Regions from separate parts of the Homo sapiens genome. Here region 1 is linked to region 2. Evidence: read pairs that join two places in POLR2A ChIA-PET (ENCODE). Cell type or tissue: OCI-LY7. All regions are shown on one strand. Links, peaks and the distances in the headings refer to the core of each region. The heading gives the core; the rest is flanking DNA.

What was found. ChIA-PET counts read pairs that join two places held together with the same protein. Peaks named below come from ENCODE experiments on the same cell type or tissue, not always from the same donor. Only the 100,000 strongest peaks of a DNase experiment are listed, where the experiment ranks them.
Region 1: POLR2A ChIA-PET joins it to region 2 with 10 read pairs; 2 of 35 experiments call an interaction of 5 or more read pairs at or near these places.

The regions. Positions count from the first base shown.
Region 1 is chr2:160,396,841-160,401,234 of GRCh38, reverse strand. The region is part of intron 1 of RBMS1 (RNA binding motif single stranded interacting protein 1); the gene reads left to right. Among named protein-coding and RNA genes, the nearest start is that of MIR4785, 8.8 kb to the left of the region's middle. In OCI-LY7, for the core only: no CTCF peak of the experiment used is centred there; no DNase peak of the experiment used is centred there.
Region 2 is chr2:161,134,705-161,139,098 of GRCh38, reverse strand. All of the region lies in intron 2 of TANK-AS1 (TANK antisense RNA 1), which reads left to right. It also overlaps a transcript of TANK not described here. Among named protein-coding and RNA genes, the nearest start is that of TANK-AS1, 23 kb to the left of the region's middle. RefSeq lists an enhancer at 1,962-2,301. In OCI-LY7, for the core only: no CTCF peak of the experiment used is centred there; DNase peaks (open chromatin) are centred at 478 and 2,228; H3K4me3 peaks cover 2,842 bases; H3K27ac peaks cover 2,678 bases.

The sequences.
Region 1 (4,394 bases), core at 144-4,143, 740 kb after region 2:
TGTAAACTAGAGAAGATTATCTTTTGTTTGTCAATTGTATATGCAATACAATCTCAAAAATGTATTTTTAAAAACTGGAAGGAAATATGCCAAAATATTAACAAATGGCTTCCTCTGCTATAGAATCACAAATGACTGTTTTTTATGATCCTTTACATTTTTTTCAACCATCCAGTCTCTCTTGTCCCCCACAATGAGCATGCAGTCCTTTGGCTATCAAGAAAAAGACAGTGAAAAAACAAAACAAAACGAAACCTAGAAAATTGTATTTTTTAAATGTCTCAAAATTGTGGTGAAATTGCAAAGAATTCATTTTGAGAATTTCAATCACGCATGAAGGTACTGCTTGTTTCTAATGCCTGAGTTTTGAGGGGTGGTCCTTTCCTATTCTTTATGTATTATTTTTGTTTCCTGCAAACTCCTGTCCTACCTTTTTAGAAATCACTTGTTTCTGACAGATACTTTTTAACTTAATAACTTAAAATTTTCCTATTTTTTATACATATTTTAAATATGCCTTCTGTACTTTTTGAAACATTTTTAAGGCACAAATTTATGTACATGAGTTAGTGAGGGGGAAACGTAGCTATATATATGAAATTTCATATTCTAGATTACTTTTCAGGAGAGTAGCTGTTCTAAATATTCTAAATATAGAGGCATTATCACAATCACCTGTTTTCATTTGACTTACAGCTGTTTTGTGGACAGATAAATTTTCTCCACATTTAATTTCTGTATTAAATGTGACAAGCCAAGACTGTCCTACCTATGTTGGAATCCTTTGGGTTTATTTTATTATGAATACATATGATTGTCTTCATTGCAAACTTGCTTTTTGGCTCTTAGCTTCTTTTTTTTTTTTCCTCATATATATGTTTGTATTTTTCATTTTGTTTCTTTCGTTTTTTAAATTTAATTTAATTTAATTTCCAGTTCCGAGATACATGTGCAAGCTTTTCCCTTTTTGAAAGGGCCGTGCAGTGGGAGGTGTGGCTTCTTTAGAGGTTTCTTTAATGTATAATGGAAGAGTAAGGATTTCTGTAAGAAGTACAAGGTACAGATAATGTCAGCATTGTAGAAGCAGCTGTTAGTGTATAACCCAGGGGAGTTTTCAGTGTGTCTGGGGAGTTTTAGGTGTGCACTGCAGAGGCTGCAAAGCTCCAGAGCAAGATGGGGAGGAGCAGGGAGTGCTGAAGAGAGGGAAGGGGAAGTAGGGGCTAAGAGAGAAGAAAGCACTCTTACCTTGTTTGTTTCTTACTTTGCTAGTTGATGTATCACTTTGCAAAATTGGTTCCAGTCTCATTGTTTTGGTGCTGTGTAGGTTGGGAGCAAATATGTAGCCTCATTGTTTTGAATTGTCTTAGATTCTTAAATCTCCCCCTTTTTTTCTTAGTTATCGGTCCTATCGTCCAGCATTTTCTTTCTCTGTTCTAAGACAAAATCTCTTTGTCTCTCTCCTCTTTGGAGAACTGCCTATAAATCCTTTTTGGAAGACCATTTGTGATCAACCCAACCCTGCCAATTCAGATATTCTAGAAAGTACTTTGGCTCTATTTTGTATTCTCAGTTTTATATGTTAAATGTATCAGACCAATTCTAAGACAGTGAATAGTTCTTTTGTTTAAACTGAAAGTTTAAGAGGGGCTCAGAAACATTGAGTTATAATTAATTGAGTTGTAGGTGTAAGTGATTTAAAAAAAAAAAAAGCATACAGGAATCTTTGCGAAGTAAACTGGTGGCATGCAGGAGATAATACTGGTGCACATTAGGGGAGAAACTGGGCAGGGAAACCAGCTAGCTAGTTGTTAAAACTGCTGAGAGCTAGTGAGGACCCAAAAGAAGTCAGTTAAATTGTAGGCAGGAGGAGTGACCAAATTTTATAGATACTGAAATACAGGAAGCCCTTAAAATTGTATGCAAAATGTGCATACATTGGCTGTTTCTTTGGTAGAGATTCATAGCTTTCATCCATTTGTCAGAGGGATCTGTGTCCTCCAAAAGTTCTCGTGACTGCATTTGGAAGGAGAGGGAGAAGAACTTGAACAAAATTTCTAACTCAGGAGACAGGATAATTGGTTGCATCATGGAAGGCGACATTTCAGGTAAAAAGAACATTGATTCAGCAAAGATTTGAAGATAGAAAACATGGGCTTTATCAGGGAAGTAGTGGGTAGTTCAGGTTAGGTTGACTGCAGGGTAGAGTTTGAAGAACAGAGGTCAATAGGAGCAAGCTTGCTAAAATGGGTGAGAGCAGAGCCTGAGTTTAGAAGGTATTGTCTCAGTTGAAATAAAGATGTAAAATGTGGCAGTGTGAATGTATTAAATAGAATGGATTCAAGATATTGTGTAGAAAGAATTGACAAGATTTGGCTGGTGACTGGCTGGATGGGGAGGGGAAGGTCTCGGGAATAGACCATCGTAGGCTTCTAGTCGTAAATGATTGGGAAAATGAAAAGTTACTGCAACCTTTTTTGCTCTGGGGCTCAGTGATGAGGAAAAACCCAGCCTTTCTATTACAAGGATTTTCCACATCATCATCATCATTATTATTATTACTGTTATTATTTTGCTATTAAAATAAATTGGAGAGGGATTGTTGAATTCTGATACTGGTGTCCAGACACCAGGGATACTTAATATCCTGCAGTGTCCAGCTCAGTTTCTCATAAGGAAGAATCGTCCAGCCTAAATGGCTAATCACACACCCCTAGTGAAAACCACTTTAAGAAGTTATTTTGGTTGGGGAGATGGTTGTAAGCATTTCTTTACCACTCCCTTGAGATTACCTTGAAGTCAGAGTAGAAGCTGCCTCACATGTCTGCATGGATTTTCGTGTTTGTCCTGGATCTTCTCAAACACATTGTTATATGGCAAATTTCATTCTTGGTAATATACGTCATTCATAATTATACAGTCACCTTTAATATCTATAGTCTAACAAGTACATTGGTTATATTAAAACATCTCCCACCTCAAAGGAATATGGAAGATGGGCAGATATAGTGGTGAGTGGTTTAGAGTATTCAGCCTACCAAAATAAGAGTTTCTGGGGGAAAGGCAGTGAGTTTGGTTTGGCCATTTTAACTTGTCCACATGAATTACACATTATTCTTCCCACTTGCCATCCCAGGCAGAAATTTCTAGCAAGCAGTTAGAGAACCGGAGCTCTGGGGAAGAAGCACAGAAACTTCTCAGATTTAATAGGTGGAGCATTGGGAATGGATTAAAGCACTCCGAGGAGAGAATGTGTCAAGACAAGAGATGGGACAGACTTCGGGGAGCACAGATTCTATATTGGGCAGGAGTAGGGGGGAGCCTTAGGCAAAGTAGGAGGAAAGAAGTGGCACAAAACTGAGAGAATCCGGAGAGTGTCACAGAAGCCAAGGAGAACAAAGTTTTAAGAAGAGGTGGTCAGCTCCATTAAATGTTGCCAAGAGGTCAAGAAAGACAAAAGCCTAGTAAAGGGCCATTGGAAATACCCATTGGGAGGTCTTTGTAAACTTTTAAAACAGAAGTCTCAGTGGAGTCCTGTGTGTGTAGTGGGGCGGGAAAGGAGGGTGGAGGCAGGGGTGAGGGAAGCACATTCCAAAGGGTTTAAAGAGTGAATGAATGAAGAGGGTGTGTCTTTAGGAAAGTCAGACGCCAAAGAGAGTTTTTTTCCTGAAAATTTCAAGTGACAGCCTAGAGACAAGATTATTTCAGCATCTGTGTTTGTAGGTAAAGCAAGGTGCTAGAAAAAAGAGGGAATATTTGGAAATAGGGCTTACTTTTATGAAAGGTTGAGGCAGGATTAGTCTTACAGGAAAGGGCTCCTCAGAAGTCTTCCTGACAGTGATTACAGGAAGGAGAAAATGGGTTATGCTAGAGAAGGCAGGAAGGCCAGTGAAGCTCACCTTTTTATGAAAGCTTAGGATTCAGTAAGGAGGCGAGGTTGTCTGTTCAGATTCTATAAAATAAAAAAGATGGGATTTTCAGTTTAAGGAGTATGACAAAAGATTTGGAATAATGCTCTTGGGAATTTGGTGAGCATTCAAACAGAAATGAGTGCAAGGATGACTCAAGCAGTAGTAAGGAGCCATGGGAGTTCAGAGGTACGAGTTGGCATGGTATCCTGACCCTCCACGAGCAATAAGTAAGGGAAAGCATCTGGATAATGGGTTTATATAGGGTTTGACATTGGTAAGATGAGTATGCTCTGAAAATTGAGAGCACTGTTCCAAAGGCTAAGGAAACGTGAAATCAAGAAAGACAATGAGCTTTTGGTATAGGGTGGGGCATGGAGATTCTGATAAGATCCTTCCGCCTAGGGGAAAGTCCCCGGACCTCGGTCAGAGAGTGCCACGTGCATGCGCAGGTAGACATTCCCTACGGCTGGGCGCGGTGGCTCACGC
Region 2 (4,394 bases), core at 321-4,320:
AAAATGAGGGATCAATAAAATTGCTAGATGAAAGATAAATTTGTGAAATTAAGAAGCCAGCAATAATTAGTTAGAAAATATAGTGGAAAGAATATCCCTATCAAGTACCTTTACTACACACACAAGAAGACAAAACAAAATATATTGGAATACATTTAATGATAAATAAAGAACTTCTATGTCTACTGAGGCCTTAATACATTAAAGACATATTAATAGAATATTCAGGCAGGAAGTTTCTATGCTATAAGGATGATCACTTTCCTCAAATTAGTGCATAAGTTTCATGAAATTCTAATCAGAACTTTTTCAGGGGAGCTTTATTTATTTTTAATCATCTAGTTAGTTATCTCTATGACTCAATGTCATAAGTGTTTAAAAGAAGTAACTAGACATTGCTCTAGGTCCCCAGTTGGCTGCTGGGCAGAACCTGAAGGCAGGTTAGACTGGGTATACAACCCCACATCTTCTTCCGGCTCTGAAGCTAACTGCTTGGAGGCACACTAGTGTGCCCACCTGTATGCATGTGGAAGTGTATCCTGGAGGGAGTGAAGAGATGGGAGTGGGTGAGTGAGAAGAAAGACCTAGCTTCTAAAAATGACTTGGTTGCTGCGTGAACATGGCCAAGTCATCTTCCTTTTTCTATCATAAGAATCTCCATCTTTTGGGATATGACATCTCTCAAATATTATTTTAACATTATAAGAATGCAGGGCAGTAGTAACAGAAAGCCCTGGATAAAGAGGTGATATGAATTTATGTTTAAGCCCTGGTTCTGCCACTTACAAGCTTGAATATGACAGCTATTATAATAATGTAACAATAGTGATAATAATTCTTGACTTTTAATCTTTTTGAGCTGTCATTTTTCCTATGATTATTCTTAAGAAAATAACTTAATGAAATATTACATGGTATTTAATGTTCATTTTTGGTTGTGAAAATATGAGGGCTAATTGATAATAGAATAAGACTAGTTTACTATAACTGTGTAAGTTTAAATGGTCCAAGGAGATGCAGCATTGTCTATAAGATTAACACTTTAGTGTAATGAAATATTCACTATCATGTGCTTTTTATGAGATGAGAAAAATACTAAACTTGAGTTAATCATTATTATTATTTTTTTTTTGAGACGGAGTTTTGCTCTTGTTGCCTAGGCAATAGTGCTGTCTTGGCTCATTGCAACCTCTGCCTCCTGGGTTCAAGTGATTCTCCTGCCTCAGCCTCCTAAGTAGCTGGGATTACAGACATGTACCACCATGCCCGGCTAATTTTTGTATTTTTAGTAGAGACGGGGTTTCATCATGTTGGTCAGGCTGGTCTCCAACTACTGATCTCAGGTGATCTGCCGGCCTCAGCCTCCCAAAGTGCTGGGATTACAGGAGTGAGCCACCATGCCCAGCCTTGAGTTAATGTTTGTATAGACACACTGGATCAGGCCAGGATCGATTTTTAAAAATATAACCAAAAAAGTATGAATACATTTTTACTTTAATTTACTTTTCAGCCTAGTAAGTTATGAACAACTTAAGCCAAATATCTTTCAGCATAATGTCAACATTATGTTATAAAAATCATTCATTGGAGAAGGCTCTCATTCCAGATATAAACTTAAAAAAATCATTGAGGTAGAGACATAAATTCTATCTTAAAAGTTAGAAAGAAAATTAAAAAAAATTTAAAATTTTCCTTGGTCTTGGCTAGGGACCCCATTATTTACTTATTTATTTATTAAATAGAGATGGGGTCTCACTATGTTGCCCAGGCTGGCCTCAAACTCCTGGGCTCAAGTGATCCTCTTACCTTGGCCTCCCAAAGTGCTAGGATTATAGGCATGACCCACCACGTCCAGCCATTTTTTAAAGGCCAAATTTCTAACTATGACGTTAACTACAAAGGCATTATTGAATCATGTCATAAATTACTCACATAGCAAGAGTAAGAGGGTAACACATCTGCAACACTTCAGTTTAAGACATCCAGGCCCCTTTCCTAGGTTAAGAATCAGTAGGAACTATTGAAATTAGATTACCTCTTCTCCAGGTTACAAGTCTTCCTTTGTAGACTATTCCTCTGTAAAGATGAAGACAGTTACACAGTTGTAAAGTGTTTTCCACAGGCTCTAACAATGCTGCTCAAACTGTCCAGAGCTCTCCCTTATGTTGAAGTGGGAACTTCCACTGAGAAATCCCCCAACTTGAAGACTTCCTTATTTGTAGCTAGCAACAGCCAATCATGGCACGATACTGAAATGAAGCAAAGACTATCAGAAAATATTCTGTAAACCACTCGTGACTGTAGCTCTGACTTCCTTTTGAAGCAAGATACTTTATGTGAATAGTTAAGGCATTTTAACAACAACAACAACAACAAAAACCCCAGGAATTGTAAACACAAAAATACTTTTGGATTAAGCATTTTATGTAAGAAAATTTAAAAGTTCAGTTTATTTGATAAGTGGCTTTTTAACCTTTAAGAAGTCGCTTTTTGACCTAAGAAGCATGTTTATAAACAGGAGGTAAAAACCAAATTTGATTATAGTTGTCTTTATGGCCTACAGAAGTCACTTGGAAGAAGCTTTGTAGTAATAAGGTTTAAGCTCAATTGCAGAGCCTGAGCTTAGGTACTCAGAAGAGAGGTGAAGCAAACAAGGCTCTTAAGACAGCTTTTCTGCCTTGAGAACTTAAGGTTCACTGTTCGTGGGATAAAAGTGTGTTCCAGCAAACTCGGGAAATGCTTTACAAATACATGTATTTCTCTTAGGTTGCTTAGAGCAAAACATCACATTTTACATGCAAACGGAAGACAGCATGTGCACCACAGACATTTTTCTTTGATATAAAATTTTAGAGCTGGAAATGTCCTTAGACAACATCTGTTCCATTTCCTTTTTATTACAGATGAGGGAAACAGGAGAAGGTAAATGCTCAATGTCACAAGTAAAGTTAGAAGCAGCGCTTAGATTAAAATGTGAGTCTTTTGAATCCAAGTGCATTTCTTTTTTTTACTGCACTACACTCTTGGCATATAAAGTTACTGAGCTGGATAAAAACTGAATTAAGCAGTCTCCTTTTTCAGCTCCTGCATTTTACAGATGAGAAGTCTGAGGCTTTACCTAAACTTCAACAGTTATTAAAAGGTCTAGAATTTAGAACTTCTGATTCTTAGTCTAGTTTGTTTTCCACTTTGAAACACTGCCCTCTCTTAAATTATATGTTAAATAAATCTGAGATATTGCTACTTATGATGAAATTATTCTATAAAAAATAATTTCAAAAGTATCTAAAATGCTGAATAAACTTATGATTAAAGGCTTCTACGTACTCATCTAACATACAATGAAGCATTACATTTCTTTTGGAACTATGGGTTTTATAACTATCTTACTGATGAAATGCTAAATATTAAATGCTATTGTGTGCAATGGAAAAATAAAACCAACCTATCCCGTGCTGTAAATATAGCAAAACAAACCAACAAAAAAGTGAGATAGCCACTAGTGAAAGGAAAACTTACTTCTTAAGAATTTACAGTTTTGAATGAGCAGAGTTTTAAAAACACAGCTTTTAAAAAAAGCAGCGCTCCTGTCTAGACTGGGAAATGCCCCTTTCTTTGGTCTCTTCATCCTGTGCCCCCTCCCTCCTCTATTTACTTTGGCATTTGAGCTTGGCTGACACCCAGGATCCTGCAGAACTGGCTACTCCAGGGTATGCTGGCCTCAATCTGGTGGGGCATTGTTTGAGAGAGGGTCCTACAGCCAAAACAGAGAAGCTACAGTTAGAGAAGCTTTTTGAAGAAATTCTGAGTACATGAAATTTAAAACCTATGCCACTAACCAGTTCTAGACTAGGCAAAATATGTGAGGCAGATGGAAGTTTTAATTTTTGTCGTCTCTAGTAGTTCCTTTTCCTATTTCCCTACTCCCCACCTTTTTCCTTCTCTTGGAGTCGTAAATCAAGTGACTAGGGCTGACAAAAATGCAGAAATTCCTTCAGAGGAGGAAGCAAACTGGTACTAAGCCAGGATTGGCAAGGGTTAGGGTATAATGACCAGGGCAGGAGTGGGATGAGCAGCTCCAAGCCCAAGTTAGAGGGTGGGAGGCAAAACTCAGGTTCCTATTCAGGGAGAGAAGAATGGCTGAGGGGAGTTACTAGTCAAAGAATGCGGACATCACTGCCCGGGGGCAGCAGGATTCTCAGGGCAGGTCTGGTCGAAAGGCCTCCCTAAGAAGAATCCTGGAAATTTTTTTTTTAGTGAAAGTGGAGAGCAAGAAAGCCAGGTCTCTTAATTGCTAACTAGGATTTAGAAATAGGTTCCCTCCTTCGGAGGGAGACCCAGGTGCCTGCGACTCTGGCCAAGTAGCTAGTTAGGTAGCCAGGCTGCATGGGGTG